Linked DNA regions of Homo sapiens: regions 1, 2, 3, 5 and 6 are each linked to region 4. The links are chromatin contacts, found by Hi-C or POLR2A ChIA-PET in ENCODE. All regions are on one chromosome and are shown on one strand. Each heading gives the region's core, a stretch centred on a gene start or an enhancer-like site at or near the end of the contact. The rest is flanking DNA. Distances are from core to core; before and after follow the strand shown.

Region 1 (4,029 bases), core at 1,030-3,529, 1.1 Mb before region 4:
TTGAGCACGTCTCCAGCCTCAGCCCACCCATCTGTAGAAGGTAGCAGAGCCAGCACTGTATTAGTGCTTGGGAAATAAAATAATAAATATAACTTTTGAGGAAGATGTTCTGCCTCATTCAGGGACATGTAAGTTAAAACCACAATGAGGCTGGGCATGGTGGCTCACACCTGTAATCCCAGCACTTTGGGAGGCCGAGGCGGGCAGATCACTTGAGGTCAGGAGTTTGAGACCGGCCTTGCCAACATGGCAAAACAAAAATTAGCTGGGCATGGTGGCACACGCCTGTAATGCCAGCTACTCGGGAAGCTGAGGTGGGAGGATCACTGGAACCCAGGAGGTGGAGGTTGCAGTGAGCTGAGATCGAGCCACTGCACTCCAGCCTGGGCGACACAGTAAGACTCAATGAGGCTGGGTGCCGTGTCTCATGCCTTTAATCACAACACTTTGAGAGGCTGTGGTGGGAGCATCACTTGAACCCAGGAGTTTGAGACCAGCTTGGGTAACATAGAGACCTCATCTCTTGAAAAAAAAAAATTAGCCAGGCATGGTGGTGCCCATCTGTAGTCCCAGCTACTCAGGAGGCTGAGGCAGGAGGATGGTTTGAGCCTAGGAGCTTGAGGTTACAGTGAGCTCTGATTGCACCACAACATCCCAGCTTGGGTGACAGAGCGAGACCCTGTCTGTCTCTAAAAAAAAAAAGCAGACAAGCAAAACCACCTAGTTGAAAAACCAGTTCATGCCACTAGATTTGCAAAACTAAAGAGTGCCAAATATTGGTGAGGATGTGGGACAGCCAGACCCTTCCACACTCCTGCTAAGCTGCTGGGAGTGTAAACTGGGGCTGTCACTTGGGAAGACGGTTTTGCTGTATCTCCTGAAGCTAGACAAATCCTACCCCGTGACCCTGCAGACCGTCCCTGGATCTAAAGGTGCCCACCGAGAGGCACACACAGGATGCTCATCACAGCTTTGCTCATCATGGCTCCAGATAGGCGACAATCCCATGTCCATCGGCAGGAGAATGGGCGAGCAGGAGCCCAACAAAACAGGCTGCGAAGACGATGCCTGCGAGCAGCTGCCCTGTGCCCTCACCACACAGAGCAGACAGAGCAAACAGCACAGGCTGAGTGACCCCGTTTCTGTAATGCCCAGAACAAGCCACCCAAAACAGCGTCCCATTCTGGGGTGCAAATATAAGAGGTCACACCCAAAGAAAAGCACTTAAAGATGAACACAAAAATGAGGGTTGTGGCTGCTCCTGGGGAGGGAGGAGCGGGGTGAGACGCGGAGGGACACCTGGGCCCGGTATGAGTCCATTCCCTTTCCCTGTTAACCATGTGAACTGTAGAGAGTTCCTCTTCTGTAGGGGTGACGTGATTCACACAGCAAAAACCGCACCCCTCAGGCTACAGATGGGGGCCAAGTCCCCAGCCGGGACTCAGCCCTCCCACGACGGGGTTTTCCTGGCCCATCTGCTCTGTTATCGATGCTCCTGTTGCCGGCTTCCCCTTCCTTGGCCTGGTTGCGTCCACCGGGAGGCCCTCCCGGATGCCTCCTGCCTGGGAGTGGCGGTTGTGAGTACAGTAACTGAGTGCTGGGTGTCTGCCCCTCAGCCTTGCCATGCAGGCTGGGGGTATTGCCTGGACAGCTCTGGCCCGTCACCCTGGATTCTGCAGCCCCACACCTCACACCGTGTAGATCCGCTGCCCCACGCTACAGCCGGAGTTCGCGTCTCGCCACGCCTCTGCCGCGGGACTTTCCTCCCTGGGCTGCGTCCCCAGCCGGGAATGCGCCACCAGCCTGGGGCCTGCAGGGGGCGCCCGGGCTCCCCGCGCAGGTGCCCGCCCATCTGACAGAGCGGAACGCGCGAGGCCGAGAGCTGGGAACACCCGGCCCCGCAAGGTCTGGGAACTGCGATTGCCTCCTTCAGCCTCAGTTTCCCCCCCCGTGAAAGGAGGCCATGCTCCTAGCCTGGGCACACTGAGCCAGGCCCTGTTCCTGGGGTCGCGGGCTAGCCCGCTCGAGAGCGGGGGGCTCCCGGAACTGCCCGCGCGGCCCCGGCGCCCAGAGAGTTGAGGCGGGCAGCCGTATCGCCCTTTGAAGACGCGCGGTGGGCCCCTGCAGGCGCGCGGCGCGGGGCAGAGCGCCCTCTGGAGGCCGCCGCCGGCCCCGCCCCCGCCCCGCCCCCGGGCTCTGGGCGGCGCATGCGCGCGGCGCGGGGCTCCGCGGGCGGCGAGAGCGAGGCCGGTCCGCAGCCGCGCGGCGCTCGGCGCCCCATTCATGCTGGGCATCGGCTGCGCGGCCACGCAGCGGAGCCCGGGCGCGGCGGCGGCCTCGGCCTGGGCGGCCTACGCGGCTTCGGCGGCCCCGCGGCGGGGCGGACGGCGGCGGCGGCGCGGGCGGCTGGGCGCGGCGATGGCCGGCGGCGGGGCGCGCCCCGGGGCGGCGGGTGAGTCGGGGCGCAACTTTCCCCGCGGCGCGGGACGGTGGGCGGGGGCCGGGCCGGGCTGGGGTCCGGGGCCGGGCGGCCCGTGGGTGGGCGCGGGGCGGCCTCCGGCGGCGGCCCTCTCGTGAGGCGGCAGGCAGGGGGTGTGCGCGGGGACTGCGGCGCGCGTGGGGACTGCGGCGCGCGTGTCCGCGGCCCGCGTGTCCCTGCGGCTCCGGCCCAGGCGTCCGCGTGTGTCCGGGCGCGGTCGCGGCGCCGACGCGGAGAGACCGCACCCCCGTGCGGCGGGGCTGGGACCGCGGCCCGGGATCCAGCGCCGCGGCCTCCCCCGCCCCCCGGCCGGGCCCGCCGAGCCCCGCGGCAGCTCCGGGGTGGCGGGGGGCGGGCGCTGCCCCTCCACGGAGGCTGGGGAGAAAGTTTGCGGCGGCCCCGCGGGGAGGCCCCTGCGGTGTCCAGGCCCGTCCCGGCCGCTGGACCTCGGCTCAGACCTCTGGCCGCGGGCGAGGACGGGGTGGCCAGGCCCGGATAGGGATCGGAGCCTCCCAGCAGGGCCGCGGGGGCCGGAGGAGGTCGTGCAGGCTAAGCCCCCGGCCGGCCCTGGGGCGCGGGGTGGAAGTTGGAGCGGCTTCCCGACCACAGCTGCCACCGCTCCCACTGGCCCGGAGTGCGGGGAGGTGGGCTCTGGGTGCCGCCCAGGAGGCCGCCCCGCTCGGGCCTCCTTGGCCTCCCCCTCTCGGGGCCTCTCCAGGGTCAGCCGCTTCTCCCGGAGGCTTCCGATTGCTTCCTGGATAGTCCCGGGCCTGATGTGCGGCGAAGCTGGAGGCAGCGGGCCGATCCCGGGCTGCCAGGGGAAGGGGGAGTGGGGACTCCAGGGAGGCCCCTCGGTCGGCGTGAGGTCCCAGGTGCAGCCCTGGAAAGGAGGGGAGGGGCTCCGAGGGGCGGCCCCGGGCGGCGATCTGCCCCAGGCTCCTGTGTGGGGTTCTGGGGCCACGCCCCTTGAAAGAAAGGGGTGTGTGTGCCGGGGAGGGGACGTGGTCGAGCCTCTGTCCCCTCAGCGCGGCTCCTGTGGCTCAGGCTGCTCCGTGCTGCCCCATCTCCTTTCACACGTAGCCGGTTTGGGGGTCGGTGCAGGGATGGGGCGCAGTTTCTGCTCCCCGGGCCCTTGAGGAGCTTGCCTCAGGTCCCCTCGATTTCCTGCGGCTTGGGGTGTGCGGCAGAGGCCAGGTGCTGCACCAGGGGCACCAAGATGCTGCCCGGCCCTTGAGGAGCACCCAGCCCCCTGCCAGAGGCAGGCATGTGAACCAGTGATTCGCTGCAGGGCCAGGCTTCCATTCCTGGGGGGTGCCAGTGGGGCCCAGGAAGGGCGTTTTGGGCAGAGGACAGCATGGGCGGAGGCCTGGGTTTGTGGCCTCAGTGTGTGCTCTGGGGGTGGGGGACACATGAGGTGCCTGTGGACAAAGCAGACAGCCCTTTGCTGGACTCCTGGCCCCCCAAGGTCGTTGCCTGCCTGTTTTGAGCCCCCAGGAAAGCCCCCGTGCACAGAGCAGCTTAGAGCAGCTGGCCGGGAGGAGCGGGTGCCC
Region 2 (4,070 bases), core at 597-3,096, 1.1 Mb after region 4:
CAGGAGATAAGTACTATATCTCTTATCTTTTTGAAACCCTCAAAGCTCTACACTCCAGTTATACTGCTTGAACAAACAAATAACATAAAATTGCTAATTTAAATTCGAATGGAAATAGTAACTGGTTACGTTTCACTCCAAAATTGGGTCAAACAATAGGAAAGGGGGAAAAATCTACTTTTAAAAATGTAATTTAAAAGCAAGATGGGGATATTCATTAGACCTCCTTCACTTTGAGAAAGACAAAAAACAAATTCAGTTTTGGCTTATCTCACCTGAGTCCTTCTGAATAATGCCTGAAACACACTAGCTAAAATCACAGACGATTACTGAGCAATGTTCTCTTTTTACAAGACCCCCAAGACCAGAAACAGTCACTTCCTTTGGAAGTGCCCTGTGGCTGAGGCCATATGGTTAACATGTGGGAACAAGCACAAGCCTTACCCATAATAAAATCAACACCTAAACCCAAATGTGGACCATTATGCCATTCTAAAACAGGTTCTCACGATATGGAAAAATCTAGATGGAGGGGAGCTAGTTGAATTTCGTGTCTCGTTTGTAATTACATCTGTTTCATTAATCCAAGAAATGATGCAGACTACCGCCCGCTGCTGTGGTTTTGGAGGTTTGACAAATTCGTGTTTTTTCTGGTAATGGCGCTTTTAAAGGATCCCAGCAACTTAAATAGTGTTAACTCTTGGAATGTGAGCCCCATCAGCCCCTTTTGGAATGGTAATGTAACACAAGCAACTTAGTATTTAAATGACGATAAAAATTCAAGAATCGGAAAACTATCAAGGATAGGGAGTATAAACTCTAAAAGCTCCCAAGTCTTCCAGCAGTCTCGCCACTCCAAACACAAAGGCTTCTTCAGGAACCCTTTGTTGTTGTTTGTTTGTTTGTTTGTTTGTTTTTTTAAGACGGAGTCTCTCTCTGTTGCCCATGCTGGAGTGTAGTGGCGCGATCTCGGCTCACCACAACCTCGGCCTCCGGGGTTCACGCGATTCTCCTGTCCAGCCTCCCGAGCTGCTGGGACTACATGCGCCCGCCACCATGCCCGGCTAATTTTTTATTTTTAGTACAGACCAACTTTCACCATATTGGTCAGGCTGGTCTCGAACTCCTGACCTCGTGATCCGCCCGCCTGGGACTCTCAAAGTGCTGGGATTACAGGCGTGAGCCACCGCGCCCGGCCTAAGAACCCTTTTCTAAGGCCCCCAAAACCCTTGGCACATGGCCCGCCAGGCGCACGACCCCAGCACATGGCCTGCACGACTATACCCACCCCATCCCCCCTTCATCCGCAGCCGGGAGCCTTTCCCCACCACACGGACTCCTTCCAGTGAGTTCCCGCCAAATCCACCCTCGGTCCCTCATTCCGCGACCCTCGAAGCGTCAGGGCCTCGGCCCCAAGGGCGCACGGGCGGGCCTCCTCTGCCCTAAGCCTGCGGCCTGGGGTGCGGCCGTGGCGCCGAAAGACCCGCATGCTCGGCGACCCAGCTTTCCAGGACGAAGAAAGGACAGAAGTGTCGTCCGACAGCGGTGCGCCAGAAACCCGGGTCCGAGGCGGCGGCAGCAGCCGAGCTTCCCGCCTGACGCAGCAGAGGCGCAGGCCAAAGTGCGGCCGCCATCGCCACCTCGCCGCTCCCTACCCTCTCTGTCCGCCACAGACCCGACCCGCACTGCGGCTCCGTCAGCGCCGGGCCCCTCCCCCAGCCCTCACCTTCCGCGTCGGAGCGGGCCCGCAGCGGCGGAGACTCGGACGCAGGCCTGGGGAAGACGGCTCGCAAGGTAGAGGCTGTTTATTTTGAGGGTCCTTGCCTGCGCCACACGCGGGTCTGCACACGGCCCCACATACGCCGCTGCGCACGGCTCTCCTCCGCCTCGCCCACGCGGCCAATCAGCGCGCGGGGTTCGGCAGTCCAATCAGAGCCGCCCGCGGCAGGGCCGCCCACTAGAGCGCGGCGCGGGGCGGGTGTTTCTGCGCGCAGCGTCTTTTCCCGCCGTGCCCCGCGCGCGGCCTTTCACGCCGGGATCCGGGTCCCGGTGCTTCTCGGTTCATTCCCAGCTGGGTCCGGGCCCGGCCAGACTGGGTGGAAATCTGGCTGACCTTGGTGGTCTGTCTTGGCCAGCTGGAGCAAAGGGATGCCAGGGGACGGGTCTCGGTGCAGTGACTGCCATTAGCTTGGGGCCGCAGAAAGTTTCTCCCCTTTCTCGGGCTCCTGCCAGGCCCTTGGCTTTCAGAGCCAGGCCCGATTTCTAGATAACATTTAAGTTTGCAGAAAAGGGGATGCCAAGTCACGGTGGTCACGGCTGTGGGATGCAGCCTCTGAGATTTGTATTAATTTTTGTGAGCCGGGGAAAGGCCTTGCTGCTTTCTCCGCCAGGACTGATGTGTCTTCCCAAGATGAAAGTGCCTGGTAAGGGCGAGGGGCCTCCCTGGGAAGGTCATGAGCATGTAAGGTAATGGGGCCTAGACTGTGACTTTTGGCACGTTTATGAGTGACATCCCCCGGGAGGGCAAGGATAACCATTTGACCTGGTCTGTCATATTCAGGAATAGACTTCAGTTTAGTTGTGGTATTTTCTCCAAAAGAGATTTGTGTATATAGCCCTAGATAGTCTTGTCAAGATTAAACCCAATTTAAACTGTTAACTATAAAATATTTTAGAATTTTGTCTCATTCTAGAATGGCTTTATTCGAAACAAAAAAAAAGGAAGAGTCCCAAGTTTCGTCTCAGTGAAACCTGCCAGTTCAACACTATGATTTATTTTTCTTTTTTTCTTTAATTTTTTTTTTTTTTAAGAGTAGGGTCTTGCTCTGTCGCTGGGTTTACAGGCATAAGCCACCAATCCCAAATCCCGGGGCTATGATTTTTGAAATCATGTTCGTGAGAAGGCAGAGCACATGTGTTGAGAGTCAGACTTTAAACCTGGGTTCAAATCATTAGTGCTTAATCATTGTAAAGCAGTTAGGAGGTTGCGTTCAACATAGCAATTATCAAAGAATGAATGTATAACTTTAAAGACCAATGATATTTTAAACTTTTTTTTTTTTTTGAGAACGGAGTCTCACTCCGTTGCCCAGGCTGGAGTGCAATGGCACGATCTCAGCTCACTGCAACCTCCGCCTCCTGGATTCAAGTGATTCTCCTGCCTCAGCCTCCCCAGTAGCTGGGATTATAGGCATGCGCCACCACGCCCGGCTAATTTTGTATTTTTAGTATAGGCGGGGTTTCTCCATGTTGGTCAGGCTGGTCTCAAACTCCCGACCTCAGGTGATCCGCCCACCCAAAGTGGTGATCGTCCTCCCAAAGCACTGGGATTACAGGCATGAGCCACCGCGCCTGGCCGAACTTTTTAAATTTATTTATTACTATTTTTTGAGACAGGGTCTCCCTCTGTTGCCCAGGCTGGAGTGCTGTCTCAGCTCACTGCAACCTCCGCTTCCCATGTTTGACCAATTCTGCCTCAGCCTCCTGAGTAGCTGGGACTGCAGGCGCCCACCACCACGCCTGGCTAATTTTTGTATTTTTAGTAGAGATGGGGTTTCATCATGTTGGCCAGGCTGGTCTTGAACTCCTGGCCTCAAGCGGTGCTAGGCCAAAGTGCTAGGATTACAGGTGTGAGCCACTGCACCCAGTGCCCCCAAAGTGCTAGGATTACAGGTGTGAGCCACTGCACTCAGCCTTAAACATTTTTTTAATTAAAGCAACCTAAGGTAAAATTTTTTAACCAAATTTAACCCATTCCCAATCAGATTGAATAAATGCCTAGCAGCTTATGTGTTGTGCTAAAACACGATATATTATCTGCCAATAAAAAACAGTATTTTGTATTTATATAGTTTTATTACCAAGAAGCTTACTCAGCTTTATGATTTCCCCTTTGTAATCTGATTAACCTTCATAGTATCTTGAAGTAATGTATAGTGTAGCAATCAGACACTTAGGTAGTGACTTCGTGAGCTCTGACAATGAGTCAATATAATGCAAGAGGCTATGTATGAAGTCCAACCTGGGTGCGTCCACACCACACCAAGAGGACAAGTTAAAATTACCATATG
Region 3 (4,156 bases), core at 1,004-3,503, 1.1 Mb after region 4:
CCCAGCTGATTCCCAACAGCCTCTCAAGAAGGTCAGCGGCTATAACTTGGAGAGGTGTTTACCACAGCTACACAGCTCTTCTGCTCCCTGGGCCCCGGGCTGCTTCCTAGGAAGGACAATCTGGAGGCAACCATAAGGAAAGAAAATAACGAACTGCCTGGCCCTGCATTGCATAACCCGTGCGCAGTAAACCAGGAGCTCTGCTGGGACACAGTCTGTTATCTCAACAGGTAAACAGGAACCCTGCCCCCTCCCTGACCACCGTCAGCACTGGGCCACCACAGACACTCCAGACACAGACCGATAGCACATGAGGAGGACACCACTGCTCTTTAGCCTGTATTTTCACACTCCCATTTCCCTGCAGCTGCTGGCATCATCACTGGGCACACTCAATAACGGACACTCCACCCACTCCAGCCCTTCCCTGGCTACCTGCTCCAAAAGGGTGGTCCCGAGTGACTCAAAGCTGCCTTCTGCACCTTGCTCTTTTCCATCCACGGAGACCAAAACACAGACCCCAGAAGACGATTAAAATATAATAATAATAAAACCCCTCAGGCAGGAGTTTCTGCTTCCCCGTCACATCTACTGAGAGGCACTGTGGACACATAAAGACTGTTGACTTACTTTTTTCTCCACCTTGGGGCAGGAGGGAGGCAACACCCAGAAATTATCCCAATTTTATAGAAACAAAGACAAAGAGCTACATATCCTAGCCAAAGGCAACAAGGAGCAGGCCTAGAGCCACCCGGAGAGGCAGAGCCCAGCAGCAGCAAGGCTCCAGTGACTCCCATCTCCCTGGCAGAGATCGTCCCAGCCCTGTGCCCTGAGGGTGTCCTGAAGATCATGGGGGCTCGAAACCATGAAAGCAAGCAAAGATTTCTGTACAGTGCGGTTCAGAAAAGTTACTGAGTGCCTTCAGCCCAGGATCTCCTGGTTGATTAGGGAGTACTAACACCTAGGTTAAGAAACTCTGATTTCATTCATCACAAATATTTATCAAACCACTGCCAGGACATTGTGGCAACCACATCCTGCTGTTTTTATTCGGAGCCATTGCCAAAGCTTGGTTCTCTCCCCCACCTTCCGGTATCTGTGAAGTTTTCAGTTTCTATCAAACTCCAGCTGGGGGAGGGAACCGGGGCTGGCCCTAGTCGAGTAAAGTTCCACCACCAGGTCCACAAAGAGACTGCAGGGAGGCGTGGCCAGGCCGGAAATTCTGACAAAAAGTTTTGGCCCTCTGGTCCTAAAAGCAACTACTTCCTGATCGCTCCTAGTCCTGGGGTGGGGATGCAGTTCTCTGGCTGAGTGCCCCGCCGGTGGGCTGAGCTGGGGGCTGCCATCGCGGTGGATGGAGGTGGGGGGTCTGATCTCCGCACTCCAAGGCGCTCCGCTAGTACCTGGAACAGGGGAGTCTAACCCCCTGCCTTCCAATGGCTAAAGTTATTTTGGAGCACAGTCCCCTCCTAGGGTGTGAGCTCCGGAGGGCAGGGCCGCCTCCTCCACACTCCCTCGCCCCCCCCCCCCCCAGCAACCCACGGCCGGCGCTTTGAGGACTTGAACCCGGCCCAGACCCCGGGGCCCAGGCCTGCTCCGACCCGAGGAAGGAAAAAGGGGAAGCCAAAGGAAACTTCAGATGGACGCGGGGTGCGCTCGCCGCGGCCAGGGGCTCCGCTGCCCCCGCCCCACCCTCCGAGGGAGCGCCTTCCAGGGGCCCTGGCCGGCCTCCCACCTTGACCCGCTTGCCCTGGATCTCCAGCGTCTTCATGGTGAAGTCGACGCCGATGGTGCTTCCCTGGCGCTCCGAGAAGGCGCCGGTCTTGAAGCGCTGCACCACGCACGTCTTGCCCACGCTTGCGTCGCCCACCAGCACCAGCTTGAACAGGAAATCGTACTGCTCGTCCGGGTCCCCCGGGCCTGGGCCCGGCCCTGCCATGGCCTAGAAGAAGCCGAAGGGCCGGCGCTCTGGACGCTGGGACCGGCCTGAGCTCACGCAAGCCGCGGGCCGAGCTCCGCCCGCTCCAGCCCACGGGCCGCCTGGCTACGTGGAGCCGCCGCAACACCTGAACCCCCAGCACTGCCGACCGCCTGCCTCGGCCTCGGCCCCGCCCCACCCCGGCTGGCTCCCGCCCCGGCCCGGCTCGGCCCCGCCCGGACCCGGTGCCCCGCGGGTTCGGCTCCCCCCCGGACCCGCCAAGCCGGGCCCTCCGCAAAGCTCCGGCCGGTCCTCAGCTCCGTGCCACACCAGTCTGGCCTGTAGGCCCGCCCCAGCCCGCCCCCGCCCGCCCCCGGCTCCGCCCTCAGGCTGGCACCCACTCCGCCCCCAGCCCAACCCTCGGGCCCACCTCAGCCCGACCCGGGTTCCGCCTACGTCCCCGCCCCCGACTCCGCCCTCAGCTCCGACCTCGACTCCGCCCCCAGGCCCACCTCAGCGCGCCCCGACTCCGACCCGACTCTGCCCTCAGCCCGACCTCGACTCCGCCCACAGGACCACCTCAGCCCGCCCCGACTCCGCCCTCAGCCCGAACTCGACTCCGTCCCCAGCTCCGACCTCGACTCTGCCTTCAGGCCCACCTCAGCCCTCCCCGACTCCGCCTTCAGCCCGACCTCGACTCCGCCCTCAGGCCCACCTCAGCACACCGCCCCGACTCCGCCCACAGGCCCACCTCAGCCCGCCCCGACTCCGCCCTCAGGCTCACCTCAGCTCTGACTCCGCCCCACCCGACTCCGCCCTCAGCCCCGACCCCAGCCCGACCCCGCCCTCAGCACCTCGGCCCCTCCTCCATCAACACCCCGGCGCGCCCACACCGCGGATCCGTCTGGCCCCCAAACCGCTGCCCACCCCGACCCTTCATCAGCTGGGACCCCCAGGTGCTGTCCCGCGCCTCCTGCTCGCCCCCCACCCAGGCCTGGTCCGCCTGCCCGGGATCCCCTACCTGCTGCCTCCCAGACCGCCGGTCAGGGACAGGCGGAGACCATGGCTGGAGCTCCGGGCCTGCAGGCCTAGACTAAGAATGACCCCCTCCGGAATGGATCACGGAGGAAGGGGACGACCACAGCAGTGTCACCTGAGTGCCCACTCTGACAGGCGGGCAGTGCAGTCTCCGAGAGTGGTGGGGGTCGCTCTTCCCAGGGGCGGAAGGGAAGGGAGGGAGCAGGCTGCAGAAGGCCAGAATCCAGGCTGGCTACAAAACTGCGGAGGAGCCCAAAATCCTTGTGAGGAGAGGACCCAGGGCCCCATTTGATGGGAAGCTAGGCCAGAAGGAGGAGCTGGGAGCTCTTGTCTCCAAAAGGCAGCCTAGCAGTGGTTGAAGCAGCTGCTAAACGGCTGGATGACCCAGCTCAGAGCAGCTACAGGCCCATTTGGGAAACTGACCCAGCCAAAAAGCACCAGTCTAGGAAGAGGAACAGAAAAACTTGAAGGGATTTCTGAGGAAGGGCAGACCAACTCCTGAGTTGGCCCAGTGAACCAGGGCGCCTCAGAGAAAGGAGACCCAAACATCTGTAAGAAGCTTATACTAGATCCAACAGGACTGGGCTTCCCAGCTCCGAAGATGGGAAGGAATTGACAGCACCCCTTACCCCTCTAGACAGCTTCCTTGTGGCACTCCAATTCCAGGTATTCAACATATTTAATGAATGGCTACTACAGGCGGGCATTGTCCTGGGGCCTTGTAATGCACCTGTGGACAAAGCAGACAAAAATCCAGGAGAAAAGGGGAAAGTCTTCAAGCTGAAGGAGACTTCGCAGAGAGCAAGTCCCCCAGTGCCACTGTGAGGACCCCAGCCAACCTTTCAGGTCAAGATAGAAAGGGACTGAATGAGCAGTCTGCAAAGGCAGACCCCGTGGAGAAGGCAGAAGAGTTGTTTCTTCTGAAAGTTTGAACTCCACTCCCATGGGAAATACCCAACAGAATCAGACAGGAAACCCCAAAGTGCCACTGAAAAGCAATTGAGAGCCCCACTTTGGTACACCTGATGGGAGCGGAGAGTTAGAGAGGCAGGAAATAACCTCCACTCCAGGGTAGAAGTAGACAGGAGATGGGATGGAAGGTTTCTGCATGCTGGGACTAGCTCAGGTCAAAGTCCAGAACTCCAGAAAACAAGGCCTGCCCCCAGCTCAGAGCAGCTACCACAGCACAAAATGGTGTGG
Region 4 (3,923 bases), core at 1,037-3,536:
TATTTTGTGCTGATTCTTAAACAGTATCAAAAGAAGTTCCAGGCGGGGATTCATTATTATTACAAATTTCTTGTTTATTCTTCTGCAGATATCAAGATTTACATTTATCATACTTAAAAGTATTGAAAATTCATCCAGATTTTTGTGGTCTCTTTCATTCTAGGTGGATGTTTCTAATATCCTATAATAAAATCTTAAATGTATAAATATAAAACACTGCATACCTATTTTCCGAAGAATTAATGTATGTGCTTACAATAGAAATATTTTATTATTTTTTGAGACAGAGTCTCACTCTGTCGTCACCCAGGCTGAAGTGCAGTGGTGAGATCTCAGCTCACTGCAGCCTCGACCTCCCAGGCTCAAGGGATCCTCCCACCTCAGCCTTTCCAGTAGCTGGGACTACAGGCATGCGCCACCATGCCTAGCTAATTTTTTTCTGTATTTTTTTCTAGAGACAGGGTTTTGCCATGTTGCCCAGGCTGGTCTTGCACTCCTGGGCTCAAGTGATCCTCTTGCCTTGGCCTCCCGAAGTGCTGGGATTACTGGTGTGAGCCACTGCACCCAGTCCAATAAAAATATTTTAAACTAGTGATTCTCCTAAAGCAATCAGTGATTTAACACACGTAACTTGGCTGCAGTCCCTGCAGTGACACAGGCCAGATTGTGTCATAATGTGGAAACAACAGGAGGCCTGTTATCAATGGTACTGACATCCTACAACTATTAGCACAAACCAATGAGTTTATATTAAAATTTCTATTAACTAATTGTAATATTTATTGTAATTACTATACTATTTACCCTCGAAATATTTCAACATTTTAACCATCAATATGGTGCAGGGTGCATAATGGCTAAATATCGGATCTAGTCTATATGCTGAACTTAGTCCAGGGGCTGCCAGTTTTAGCTTCAGGCCAAAACTCCAGAAGAGATCATCAGTGGGTCCTGGAAGTGAAGATGGGTTGCATTTCAGACTCTGAATAAAGAGTCAATGTCTTCTTTTTCCCCTTTTTGGTGGGGGATGGATATCAAGTGATGTCACACCTAGACCACTTCACTGAAGTTACCTGCCTGTTCCCAGTAGTCCTTTGAATTTTCCACCAGTGGGTTTGTATTCCAAAAAAGACTTCCTGTCCTGTCCAACTTTCTGAGCCAAGAATGTACAAAACCTGATTATCTGCTAGAAATGGGTGAGAATGGAAAAATCCAAATAGTTGACACCTAAATTAAAAGCAAAAAAGCATCTTGCCACATATGTACCCTCAACTTCTACCTGTCCTGGTCAAGGTTTAGCTCCATGAAACCTTGCCTGATCCCACAAGGCGTGCCCACCTCCTCCCTGCTAAATGCTCACAGCATTAAGTCTGTTTCTCTTAGATGACATCATACCTACTGACTACAGATGCCTGAAAGTAAATTCCAACCCCCAGCCCCAGCATCCCTTGCCCTACCCGTTATCCCCCTTTCCCACACCGATCTTAGGCAATCACACCGCCATGCTTTGCCCACAACAGTCTCCTCAACCTGTTCCCTCATTCCTTCTCGCCAGAATCTATCAAGGCTCGGCACAAAGGTACTCTCCCAGGAGGCCTTCCTGAATTCTTCTGTGAGGCAGACTACTTCCCGAGCTGCCCCGGCCCTTCTCCGGCCAAGTCTCTCCAGAAACTCATCCCATTCGTTCTCAGATGGAAGGGGACCCACACCCACGACAAGCCTCCGGGTTTGCTTAATGACTCAGACAGCGAGGGTGCTCGGTAAGCCCCACCAGCCCGCGCCCTACTCAGCAGGTAATGACGGAGACCTACTAGGTGACGGGCGCCGCGGTAGACGCTGGGATAAGGTCCCTGCTCCAGGGAGCTTACGGTCTATTCACTAACGTCAAAGAGCAGTGAGTGCTGTTACGTGTATGGGAGCCACCAGGGTCTCCGCCTGCCTGCAGGGCCACGCGCGCACTCGACGCTTCGCGCCTGCCTCAGTTTCTCCGTGAGGCCGCACAGCCCCAGTCTCGGGAGGCGTGACACACCCTCCCCGCGCGCTCTCGCGTTACCAAGTCTGCGCAGCCGCACACCCCCAGTCCCGGCGGGCCCCGCGCGCCAGGCCCCTTCCCGACAGGCCCCAGGAGCCCCGCTGCATGCCGGGGCTTGAGGTCTCGGCGAAGCGGCGCGGCGCGGCGAAGCGCGGCGGCCGGCGGGCGCGCGTGGCAGGAAGCGGAAGCGATCCGAGGCCCGGCCCCGGCCCCGCCCCGCGCCGCGCCGCGCCGCTTGCCGCCGGGCTAGCACTGACGTGTCTCTCGGCGGAGCTGCTGTGCAGTGGAACGCGCTGGGCCGCGGGCAGCGTCGCCTCACGCGGAGCAGAGCTGAGCTGAAGCGGGACCCGGAGCCCGAGCAGCCGCCGCCATGGCAAGTGAGTCCTGTAGGGAAGCCCTATTGAGGCCGGGACGGAACAGATCCCCCTTCCCCACACCCGTGCGGTCGGGCGCCCGCCGGCCAACCCTGACCGGCCCCCTGCAGAACGCGGCCCGTGCCCCCGGCCCTTCTCGAGTATCCCCACGCGTCCGGGGTGCGGCCGGCTCCCCTGGCCCCTGCTCTCACTCGTCGTGGGCAGAAGGCGTCCCTGGGTAGCGCGGAAGGTTACTTCTCTGTGTCCCAACTCTTCCTGTTTTGTTTCTCCCATCAAAGTCAAATTTCTGGAAGTCATCAAGCCCTTCTGTGTCATCCTGCCGGAAATTCAGAAGCCAGAGAGGAAGGTAAGTACCCCAAATCGCCAACAAAGAAGGTTTCAGGAAACTGTCTGGACTCTGGAAGTTTACAGTATGATTAAAAATGGCTTCAGCACGGCAATGGAAACTCTCCCTTCTCTTCCCTTGGAGTGTAGTTGTGCTCTGTTATTCCGGAGAGCTGTCGAAAGGTGACCTGGTTGTGTGGAAATTTCCACTGAAATCACTGTGCTTTATTTGGAGCATCTTTGGTGGATGTTGCTCCGAGAACAAAGCCTCCGGTTGCCCTGTCCCAAAAATGGATCCGGGCCATGAATGAATAAGGCCTCAGTTAGGATAGCAGATTGAGTTACCCTCCCTTTTTCACCTCCAACGGGAGCAGATCACGGGTTGGTTTTTTTTCCCAGGAGATGCCCTTTGTATCCAGCTGCTAAAGGGAAGGGCTGTCACTTTAGTATTTACAAATGATTTTGTACCTTTTATGTAGGCTGTCACAATAGGGGGAATAAAGGCTATTCTTTTGTGAAGTCTGCTGCTTTTCACAGACGGTGTATTAAAACAAGGAAAGATTAAATTTAGAGCTGTGCTGAATCAGAAATTGTGTGGAGTGAGTGTTGCCAGTGTAACTACAGCTGTCAACGAAAAAAAGTTTCATTAGGTTCCTAGGTTAGAGAGTGGGGAATAAAATGTTTGTGTCCTCACATTATTTTTCAAACTGTTGTTAAAGCATTCACATGGACACTTGGGTGCTTGGAATCCACTTTCATTTTTTTACGTAAAATAGTTTCATATAAATGCCCATGTGCTGCTTTTAATGGACGAATTTGTAAAGCTTTACCCCCTCAATTCCAGTGTAGCGAAGGGGCATGGCTCTGGAGGCAGGCAAGCCTAGGTCCCACCCTTTACATAGCACCTTAATAGCTATGTGACCTTGGCCTTGTAACTCAGTGTGGTAGACGGAACAAGGGAAATACGTGCAAGGTATAGCAGTGGCTCAGGAAGGGATTAACTCTGGGAGACATGATGTCTTATGGTGGTTTTGAAGGAGAAATAGAAGTCTCCTTGAAGGGACGGAAAGGAATTCCAAATAAAAGGAGTATATAGTTTGCAAAGGCATTGGTGACAAGAGTGTAGCATGTTTGGATGGGAGGTTATTAGATGTAGTTGCTATTGATAGAACATAATTGTAGGTGGGGAACAT
Region 5 (3,973 bases), core at 934-3,433, 2.0 Mb before region 4:
AGCAGGGCCCAGCTGGTGTCAGCACCACACCTGCTCTGTGCCCCTTGCAGGGTGGGGGATCTCCCAGCTGTGGACATGGCCAAAGGCCCCTCAGCTCCACCTGAATGTTGGAGTGTTTGCAAGGAGAACATGCTCCAATGTCCCTGTGTCACTGACAGCTCGTGCAGATGAACAACCAAGCACAGGCTGGAGGAGGCTCCTGTGGGAAAGTGGGCTGTGGGCCAGGAAACCTCTAATCCCAGAGCCCCAGGGAGGAGCCAAGATGCCAGAAGATGCCAGTGGAGGCATTGCCTCCAAGGTCCCCACAGAGGACATTGGGCAATGTCTGCACATGGTTTTGGTTGTCCCGACAGGGGGTGATACAGGACAGCCCCCCAAAACAAAGAACTGCCCCACCCCAAATGTCAGTAGTGTGGAGGCCGAGAAACCCTGCTATGGGGCAGTGGTCAGAGACCCTTGTGCCTTGAAAGGGGCTAGGCTGGGCAGGACAGGTTGTGGACCACCTGGGGCCACAGTTCAGAGCCACGCCTGAGTCTGTGAGGCTGCCCACCCTCCCAGCTGCCAGCATGGGGTTGGGGGGTATCCGCCCCCATCAGACTGAGGAGGAAACGGACACTCTGTCACCCAGAAGCATCCCTGTGTCACCCTGTGAGGTTGGCCTTGGACCCAGGCCTCTAGGCGCCCCGTCAGCACCCCAGTGCGAACACATCCTGCCCGGGGACCTGGACCCAGCAGCTCACACAGACCAGGGCTCGCCCAAAGGCAGGCAGGCAGGGCCACTGCTGACCACGCACCTGGCTGGTCGTGATTCTGGAACTAATGGTTTCTGCCTGGCAGGGAGGCCGCCAGGACCTCTGGGCTTCACCCCTCCCCACCTTCACAGGGGACCTCGCCTCAGTGGGAATGTTCTGGAGCCGGAACCCAAGGTTGGAATCCCAGCTCCTCCCCTTTCTAGGTCTGTGACCTTGGAAAAATTAAACTTTCTGTACCTCTGTTGCCTAATCTGTGAAATGGGGTAATACTACCTACTGTGTAGGGCTGTGAAGATTAAATGGAGTCATGCATTATCATCACAGGGCACCTGGCCCATCCTCAACCCCAGTTCAGACTCCTCAAAGCCCTAAGGTTTCAGATCAATGGTCAGAACCACGAGGAGGACCTGCTAAAGACAAGTATGGGGACCCACCCCCAAGGTTTAGGATTTAGAAGGTCAGGGTGGGGCTGGGGAACCCGCATTTCTAGCAGATCTCAGGAAAGGCAGTGCTGCTGGTCCTGGGACCACAGTTTGAAAACCACTGGTGTAAAAAAAGCCTTCTAAAAAAAAGTGGGATTTGATCACTAAAGTCATATGGAAAAAACTGGAAGAAAGAGGAAAAAATAAACAAATAAATAACGGGATTTTAAAGAGACCTATCCCACCGGCTCTCCTGGATGGAGAGAGTGTGGGACTCTGAGACAGACTCCCGGCTGGGCACCCCCAGGAGGTTTTCTTCACCAGAGGTTTGCACCGAGCCCACCCAGGACAGTGGGCTGAGCCTGTGGTAGAGGCTGGCGGGAGGTCTGGCTGAGGCAGCGAGGGGTCCCTGCGCGCGGGCGCTGCAGGAGTCACGCGTGTGACATCCAACCAGGAGCCGTGCCCTGAGCAGGCCAGGAAGGAGGAGACAGGGCCGCTGAATGCACACCGCAGCGGTGTGGGGAGCGGCCTCAGACACCTAAGGGTAGGACCGGCCGGCTCCCCCGCGACCCCCAGCGCCTGGGTTCTCTCCCGGCCTCCCCGAGGCGTGGCCTACCCCAGGCATGGCCCCACCCCGCCCCAGGCCGCCCCTCCGACCCCTCGTGTTTACCTCATCTCCCGCGCGCCTTTCCCCCACCGAGTCCCCCAAATCCCGGTCCCCACCTGACTCCCCCTCCCGCCGAGCCCCCAGGGCCCGGCGCCCGGCTCACTCGCCTCCCGCGCACCCACTCCCGGGCGCCCTCTCCCGCGCGCCTCCCCGACCCCCCTTGGGCCCCAGCTGACCCCACCTTCCGCCCCAACCCCGCCCGGAACAGGGCCGCGCTTACCGGGTCCCCTCCCAGGCGGCGGCGGGAAAGAGGCGGGCGGAGGACGCAGGGGCGGGCCTGCGGCTCAGGCAGGAAGCGGGAAGGCCGGGCCTCCCTGGCCCCGCCCCGGCCGGGCGGCCGGACCTCGGACGACTTGGCGCTCCGGGACAGCAGCAGACGCCCAAGCTCCGGCAGCGCAGAGCCCCGCCGGGGGCCCGGGGGGCTGGGAGCCGGGGATCGCGGGGACGGAAGTGGGGGACCGAGTCTCGCGAGCCCGGGCCCTCCTCGCAGCTGGGGCCCCACTGGCGCCCCCGCGGGAGCGCTACGGGAGAGGCGCCTATGCGGCTGCAGGTTTTATTATGGAGCTGTCAAGGTAGAAAGGTACGGAGAACGGGAACCCACCGACAGCCAACTTCCCTTGGGACCCGCCTTTTGCTTTAAAAACAACAACGACAAGTCTGTGCTTCACCCCACACATGCCTTTCGTTTTCCCTTTTTTCCCAGAGTAATTTTAAAGCATCCCAGTGGATAAATTCTCCTTTAAATACTCGAGTATGTTTAATCAGTAAGGCCTATTTTTTTAAACATTCTCATAGTATTACGGTCACACCTAACGAAATTGGCAATTCCCAGTCCGGGCCTGAGGGAGGCCTGATGGTTCACAAGACTTGGTAAAATATATCATTATATTTTAAACCAAAAAATAAATGATAAGGCACCTCCCCGTTCCCAACCACCAAATCATCCGAATGGACTTCTTCCTCAGCCAGGACTTTTAGAATTTAACCTGAAAAACTGGTTCAGGCCATAAGGGGAAGTGGAGGCCGAACATGCCTCATTATCCCTCTCCTGCATTAACATCAACACAGACTTTAAGTCTGATAAGAAACATTTTACAGCCTCTTCTCTCTGAAGCCTGCTACCCTATCCGAATACTTCATCTGCGTGATAAAACACATTGGTCTCCACAACCTCTTAACCCAGACATTCCTTTCTTTAATCCCAGGTCTTTGGACAAACTCAACCAATTGTCAACCAGAAAATGTTTAAGTTGACCTATACCCTAGAACCACCCTCCCCCTCTTTGAGTTTTCCTGCCTTTCTGGATCAAACAAATTTATTTCTTAAATGAACTTAACTTGAAGTCTCATGCCTCCTCAGAATGTATTAAACCAAGCTGCACCCCGACCTCCTTGGGCACATGTTCTCAAGACCTCCTGAAGGCTGTGTCACTGGCTGTGGTCACTCATATTTGGCTCACAATAAATCTCTTCAAATATTTTACAGAGTTTGACTCTTCCACAATAATTTGGCACCCAGCGTGGGGCCTCAGAGAAGACTCAGGACCCCAAAGGAGTTGCCTGAACTCGGAGCGAAGATACCAGTGGGGCCCATTGAAGCCTCCCAGACTTCTAGCTTCTCCCCCGATGGAACTGGTTAAGTTCTCCTGAGCCCCAGATCGCCCTTTGGTTGACAGTCCTTCGTTTAGTGTGAGCTGGTTTTTCTCCTAGGAAGTTGTTGTTTAAGGATTCTAATTCTAGTTCAGAGACACATTCTAAAGGGTTTTCTTTATTGCTTTTTCTCCCAAAATTAATCTTGATTCGGCTTGTCTGCGCATTTGTGTGAGGAATTGAACTGTTGTTTTCATAGGTAAATGAGAGACTGAGTTTTCTCAACTCCAAAGAGAAAGGCATTTGCTCCTCCCAGCCAAAACGTGCTCCTGGGTGACTGGGGGCCTTGTGGGAGTGTCTGGGGGGGGGTTGACATCCTGTGACATGCAGCAGCCCTATGGGGAAATCCCCAACAAAAATTAATTTTAAAAATGGCTTGTCCAGGAATGCATATAAGGACTGATCACCCATCATTTTGAGCCCTCTCAAAGGTAATAGACCTCTGGAGAGAGAAACTGAGACATGTAACAGGGTGGAAACAA
Region 6 (4,264 bases), core at 1,683-4,182, 1.3 Mb after region 4:
GAGGACAAATGTCTGAGGCCTTGGTGCCCATGGCCCCTGCTGCAGCCCTCCTCAGCCCTCTCTGAACCCCAGAACCACCTGGGGATCTGGTCAGAAGGCTGATTCCCAGGCCTAGCCCCAGAGATTCAGATTTGGACAACTGGGACATGATCTGGCAGCAGGTGTGGAGCTGCCAGCCTAGGCCTACCTGCCTCCTAGGTGCCCACAGGCCCCCAGACCCCAAACAGCCACAGCCATGTGTGTCCTGATGATAGTACCTCTGCCCTCATCATTCACCATCTCCACACTAGCCAGGGAGCTTGGGCAGGGCAGGCACCTGGACTGGTTTTGTCTACTGCTGTGTCCTCAGAGCTTGGCCCAGGACAGGGCAGGTAGGACTCCCACTGGCACCTGGCTCTGCAGTTCAGTGAGGCAGGAAGCAGCAGGGAGGAAGCCACAATGGGTTATGAAGATTTGCAGAGGGAATGGAGTGGCAACTCACCCAGGCGGCAGAGAGGTCTGCCAGGCCCAGATCAGGGGTAGCAGCAGGCCTGGGCTCCTCTCCAGCAATGCTCCCTCCTCTCCAGTCTATGGCCAGGAGGTCCTGCCTCCACCTGTAGTTTCTGCAATTTCTTACACAGAGGGTAAAACGAGCTCTCCTGCATTCTCACCTAACTCCAGTCACTCACGCTGGTATGAGTATATATCCACTGTTTCAGAAGCTTCCCTGTTTCCACTGCCCTTGGGGGCCTGTTTTGCAGTTGTCCATTTTTAGGGACATCTGTTAGAATAGACCTTGACCTATTGCCCAACTGGACAGACAACTATCCCACATGCTGGATACCAGAATGTCCCAGGGCTGGAGATCCTTCTGCTCCTACTAATTTTCCCAGCAATCCTTTGGGTCCCGTTTGCACTCTAGCTTAACCAATAGGCTCAGAGACAGCAAATACCCTTCTGAGACCACACGTTGGATTGTGGTCAGGAACTCCACTCTCTGGCCACCACACTTCGTCCTGGTCACATCTCACTCTAACCCTCGCTGGAGTCAGAATGACTAAGTTTACAGGCCAGTCTGGTGTGACTTTGTAAGAACTACCTCTCTGGAGGCCAAGTTTAGGTCCCTGACCATTAACTCTGAAAACCCATTAATCCCCCCTCCTCTCCCCTCCCCCATCCCGCTCCCCGCAATGGCCGATGGACCCCCTGTGGGGGCAGATAGATCCATCCCTCCTAAGGGACCGATCCTGTCTATCTCCCTGTCCCAGGTACTTTAAGTTCGTCCCAAGCCAGCAATTCCCACCCCTTGCTGAAGGCCCCTGGCTCCAGGCCTACCCTGGCCAACAGATCTGGGGTATAAGGACCCGAGGGGCCCGCCATCCAACCCCGCGTGCCGAAGGCGCCCATCCCTATTCCACTCAGATTAAACGAGAGAGGCTGAAAGGTTTAAACGCTTTATTGTGCCCAAAAAAAGGCCCATGGAATGAAGGGAAGAGCCGCGCAGCCCTGAGCCCGGAGCGATTGTTTGTCGCGCACCCAAAGGCAAGGAGGGTGGGGAGCTGGGAAAGGATGCGCGGCCTCCGCGTCCCCGCGCGCCTGGGCCCGGCCAACCAGCGACCCCGCCCGGTGGGCAGGCGCGGCCTCGGCCATCGGCGCCTAGGGGCCAGTAACCATGACGACGGCCGTTGCCAAGGCCGAGAGCCAATAGAGGCGTCGCCGGGGCTGTTTCAAAAACCTAAAGCAAACAACGAAAAACGCTACATCGTTGGGGGAGGGGAAAGACTGAGAGGACCCGGGGCCCCTCCCTGAGGCTCAGACCAGGCCTCGCGGCCCCGGCCGGCGTGAGCCGTACAAAATCTACGTCACTTGGGGTAGAAAAACAAAAACACCGAAAAGCCCACGCCGGCCGCTCTGACCGGCCGACACGCTCACTTGCGGCCCTTGGGCACTTTGGGGACGCTGGGCTTGGCCGCCTTCTTCACCTTCTTGCCCCCGGCGGCCGCCGTCTTCTTGGCCTTGCCGCCTTTGTCCTTCTTGGCGCCAGCGCCCTTCTTGTGCGAGCGCTGCTCCGGCTTCTGGCCCCTGGCGGGCTTCTTGTCCGCGCGCCGGGAGCCGGCCGCGCCCGGGGCTGCCTTCTTCGCTTTGTGCGCGGTGGGGGCCGGGGCGGTGGCGGCCGCCGGGGCTCCGCGCCGCTCCCCGCCGCCCTCCAGCTTCTTGCGGTTGAGCTTGAAGGAACCGTTGGCGCCGGTGCCCTTCACCTGCAGAAGCGTGTCGTTCTGCACCAGCGCCTTGATCGAGTACTTGAGGTAGGTGCGCCCATTCTGCTGGTCGAACCACGGAACCTTCTTGGCCTCGGTGTAGATCTTGGCCAGCGACGAGCCGTTGCGCTCGCCCAGCCTACGGATGGTCTCCACCACCAGCTGGCTGTACTTGCCCGGCTGGTTCTTCTTCTTGCTATTCTTCCTCTTCTTAGATGGGGACAACGCCGCCGAGCCGCCAGCCTTGGTCACCTTCTTGGCCATTCCCTCGGCGGTCGTCACTGGCAGGGCCTCCTCGAGCTCCACGGACATGGTAGCAAGAGGATTGGTGGCGGGCGGCGCGCGGAAGCCGGGGGGCCGCGCCGGGAAGAGGAAGGCGAGGGGCCGAGGGGGTGCAGGGGGGCTGGGGGCGCGCGGCGGCTCCAGGCGGGAGCGGCCGCGGCCGGGCCTGGGGCCGGGCGGCAGGGCTGGGGTGGGGGCCGGGCCGGGCCGGAGCGAGGGTTGGGGGGCCCGGAGCCGGGGCCGGACTAGGGGACCGAGTTGGGGGTCAGAGACCGAGTCCGAGCCGGCGGCTGGAGCTGGGGACGTAGACCTAGGCCGAGCCGGAGCGAAGAGAAATCCCGCCGAACGCGAGACACCGCCGCCGCAGCTTCCACTGGCGCCTCTGGAACTCGCTGGGCGTGCGCGCTGCGCTCTGGCGGGAGGGCGCTTCTCTCGGCTTTTTATAGCTTCATGGCGGACCACGTTGAGAACAACAACAGCCTGGTCCGGGGCCAGCGCCAACTTGTGCTTCTTGGAGCCCCTTCTCCGGCCGCTGGCTTCTCGGACCGCGCCTCTCCAGCGCCGCCGCGCCCGCAGCGGGGCGCCCCGGACAGGGCCTGAGCTCCCGGCGCAGTGGAGAGGCGACTTGCGTCCTGGAAGGGCTCAGCAAAGGCGAACGGAGAGGTGCACCCTAGGCTGCGGGAGCGCGAGAGGAGGGGGGCACCTCGTTTGGAGGCCAATAGCGCGGGCCCCAGAGGAGGCCCCACGGCCGGGAGCTTGGCGGCCGGCAACCCAGAGAACGCCACGGGCACCCGAGCCTTGTCCCGGCCCGGGGGGCTCCAGGCCTGCCCGCAAGAGGAGCTTTAATTTGTCCAAACTAACACAGGGCGCGCCCTCACGTGGTCGGCTGGGGCAACGTGAACTGCGCTAGGACATCCTCGGGGGTTTTCCGCCCCATCCAAAGGGGATGGCGGATGGGAGGCACTCTCCAGCTGCACCCCGGGTTCTGGTTGTGCCTCTGGGAGCCTAGGCACAACCCGGGGAATGGAGGACTACGGCAGGACCTCTCTAGGGACACTGCCTCGCCGCTCCCCCCACCCTGTTGCCGCTGATGTTCCCAGGGCCTCATTTTGTAATCCACAAGTAGCTGCCGCCGGTCCCCCCAAAGCCAAATGGGGGCTCCAGGGTGGGACAGGGTGGGCGGGGGTGAGGCTGTGACACCCAGAGGAATTCCTGTGAGAGGATGGGGAAGGGATTCGCTCTTAGTTCCTGGGTGCACCCCTCCCCCTCTCCCGTGCACAGGGAAATGATGGCGGGAACACAGCAAAGGAGACCATGTCCTGGAGAGGGTCCCGGGCCCCACCCTCCCCGGGGGGGCTTGTGCAAGGCTGGCGGCCCGATCTCTGCTGATTCCAGTATTGGGGGTGCAGAGAAGGCACAGGACAGTTTTTGTTGAAGCCGTTGCAGCCTCCACTTGGGGAAGCTGAGGCCAGGGTAAGATGCTCGGGTAGGAGAGGGGATCCCTTTGGGGGTAGGTGATGTAGGGCACAGGAGTGGGGCTGGGGCTGGGGGGTGGCAGGGTTGCAGGCAGGAGACAGTCTCCAGAGGCCCAGCATAGAAAAGCGATGGAGGGGTGAGGGGGGACAGGACGCTGGCGAATTGGGGTTCCCAGAGTGAGAGACAGGAACATTTACAGGTGGACAGAGTAAAAGGCCCTGAAAAGGGGGTGGGTTGGTGCATTTGTGGCCTTGGGCCCAAGCAGGCTT

Evidence for each region. Hi-C counts contacts between places; a loop is a spot of excess contacts on that map. ChIA-PET counts read pairs that join two places held with the same protein, here RNA polymerase II (POLR2A). Pooled maps may share reads with other maps.
Region 1: a loop to region 4 is called in a map of CD8-positive, alpha-beta T cell, with 37 times the contacts of the local background. The contact joins the promoter of PLXNA1 here to the promoter of SEC61A1 in region 4. A Hi-C loop is called at or near these places in 7 of 168 maps with a recorded cell type or tissue (B cell, CD4-positive, alpha-beta T cell, CD4-positive, alpha-beta memory T cell and 3 more) and 17 of 50 pooled maps. POLR2A ChIA-PET finds 5 or more read pairs at or near these places in 1 of 52 experiments (activated T-cell).
Region 2: a loop to region 4 is called in a map of CD8-positive, alpha-beta T cell, with 12 times the contacts of the local background. The contact joins the promoter of CNBP here to the promoter of SEC61A1 in region 4. A Hi-C loop is called at or near these places in 3 of 168 maps with a recorded cell type or tissue (CD8-positive, alpha-beta T cell and naive thymus-derived CD4-positive, alpha-beta T cell), 2 of 37 single-sample maps with no recorded cell type and 9 of 50 pooled maps. POLR2A ChIA-PET finds 5 or more read pairs at or near these places in 2 of 52 experiments (activated CD8-positive, alpha-beta T cell and activated T-cell).
Region 3: a pooled map shows a loop between it and region 4 (14-fold over the local background). The contact joins the promoter of RAB43 here to the promoter of SEC61A1 in region 4. A Hi-C loop is called at or near these places in 1 of 37 single-sample maps with no recorded cell type and 8 of 50 pooled maps. POLR2A ChIA-PET finds 5 or more read pairs at or near these places in 1 of 52 experiments (PC-9).
Region 5: a loop to region 4 is called in a map of CD8-positive, alpha-beta T cell, with 9 times the contacts of the local background. The contact joins the promoter of ALDH1L1-AS1 here to the promoter of SEC61A1 in region 4. A Hi-C loop is called at or near these places in 2 of 168 maps with a recorded cell type or tissue (CD8-positive, alpha-beta T cell and heart right ventricle), 1 of 37 single-sample maps with no recorded cell type and 10 of 50 pooled maps.
Region 6: a loop to region 4 is called in a map of naive thymus-derived CD4-positive, alpha-beta T cell, with 9 times the contacts of the local background. The contact joins the promoter of H1-10 here to the promoter of SEC61A1 in region 4. A Hi-C loop is called at or near these places in 1 of 168 maps with a recorded cell type or tissue (naive thymus-derived CD4-positive, alpha-beta T cell), 1 of 37 single-sample maps with no recorded cell type and 8 of 50 pooled maps.

What each region holds. Positions count from the first base shown.
Region 1 is chr3:126,980,836-126,984,864 of GRCh38, forward strand. It overlaps PLXNA1 (plexin A1), which reads left to right and starts at 2,280. Exons shown (of 32, transcript NM_032242.4): 1 at 2,280-2,452. RefSeq lists enhancers at 1,036-1,085, 1,346-1,675 and silencers at 1,726-1,945, 2,046-2,275, 3,291-3,370.
Region 2 is chr3:129,182,050-129,186,119 of GRCh38, forward strand. It overlaps CNBP (CCHC-type zinc finger nucleic acid binding protein), which reads right to left and starts at 1,847. Exons shown (of 5, transcript NM_003418.5): 1 at 1,727-1,847. LOC105374101 (a long non-coding RNA gene) reads left to right here and starts at 2,025. Exons shown (of 2, transcript XR_924469.3): 1 at 2,025-2,423. RefSeq lists an enhancer at 2,181-2,270.
Region 3 is chr3:129,119,551-129,123,706 of GRCh38, forward strand. It overlaps RAB43 (RAB43, member RAS oncogene family), which reads right to left and starts at 2,254. Exons shown (of 3, transcript NM_198490.3): 1 at 1,736-2,254. The coding sequence starts at 1,939. All of the region lies in intron 11 of ISY1-RAB43 (ISY1-RAB43 readthrough), which reads right to left. RefSeq lists an enhancer at 338-1,283 and silencers at 2,064-2,243, 2,264-2,483.
Region 4 is chr3:128,050,151-128,054,073 of GRCh38, forward strand. It overlaps SEC61A1 (SEC61 translocon subunit alpha 1), which reads left to right and starts at 2,287. Exons shown (of 12, transcript NM_013336.4): 1 at 2,287-2,409; 2 at 2,685-2,752. The coding sequence starts at 2,403. It overlaps LOC102723759 (a long non-coding RNA gene), which reads right to left and starts at 2,025. Exons shown (of 4, transcript XR_007096073.1): 1 at 1,812-2,025. RefSeq lists a cis regulatory region at 1,852-2,468 and a silencer at 1,961-2,600.
Region 5 is chr3:126,082,032-126,086,004 of GRCh38, forward strand. It overlaps ALDH1L1-AS1 (ALDH1L1 antisense RNA 1), which reads left to right and starts at 2,184. Exons shown (of 8, transcript NR_190231.1): 1 at 2,184-2,421. It overlaps SLC41A3 (solute carrier family 41 member 3), which reads right to left and starts at 2,093. Exons shown (of 11, transcript NM_017836.4): 1 at 2,062-2,093. RefSeq lists silencers at 1,741-1,850, 1,891-2,440.
Region 6 is chr3:129,313,354-129,317,617 of GRCh38, forward strand. It overlaps H1-10 (H1.10 linker histone), which reads right to left and starts at 2,933. Exons shown (of 1, transcript NM_006026.4): 1 at 1,418-2,933. The coding sequence starts at 2,549. The coding sequence ends at 1,908. It overlaps H1-10-AS1 (H1-10 antisense RNA 1), which reads left to right and starts at 2,918. Exons shown (of 5, transcript NR_026991.1): 1 at 2,918-3,992. RefSeq lists silencers at 1,472-1,761, 2,142-2,271, 3,072-3,411.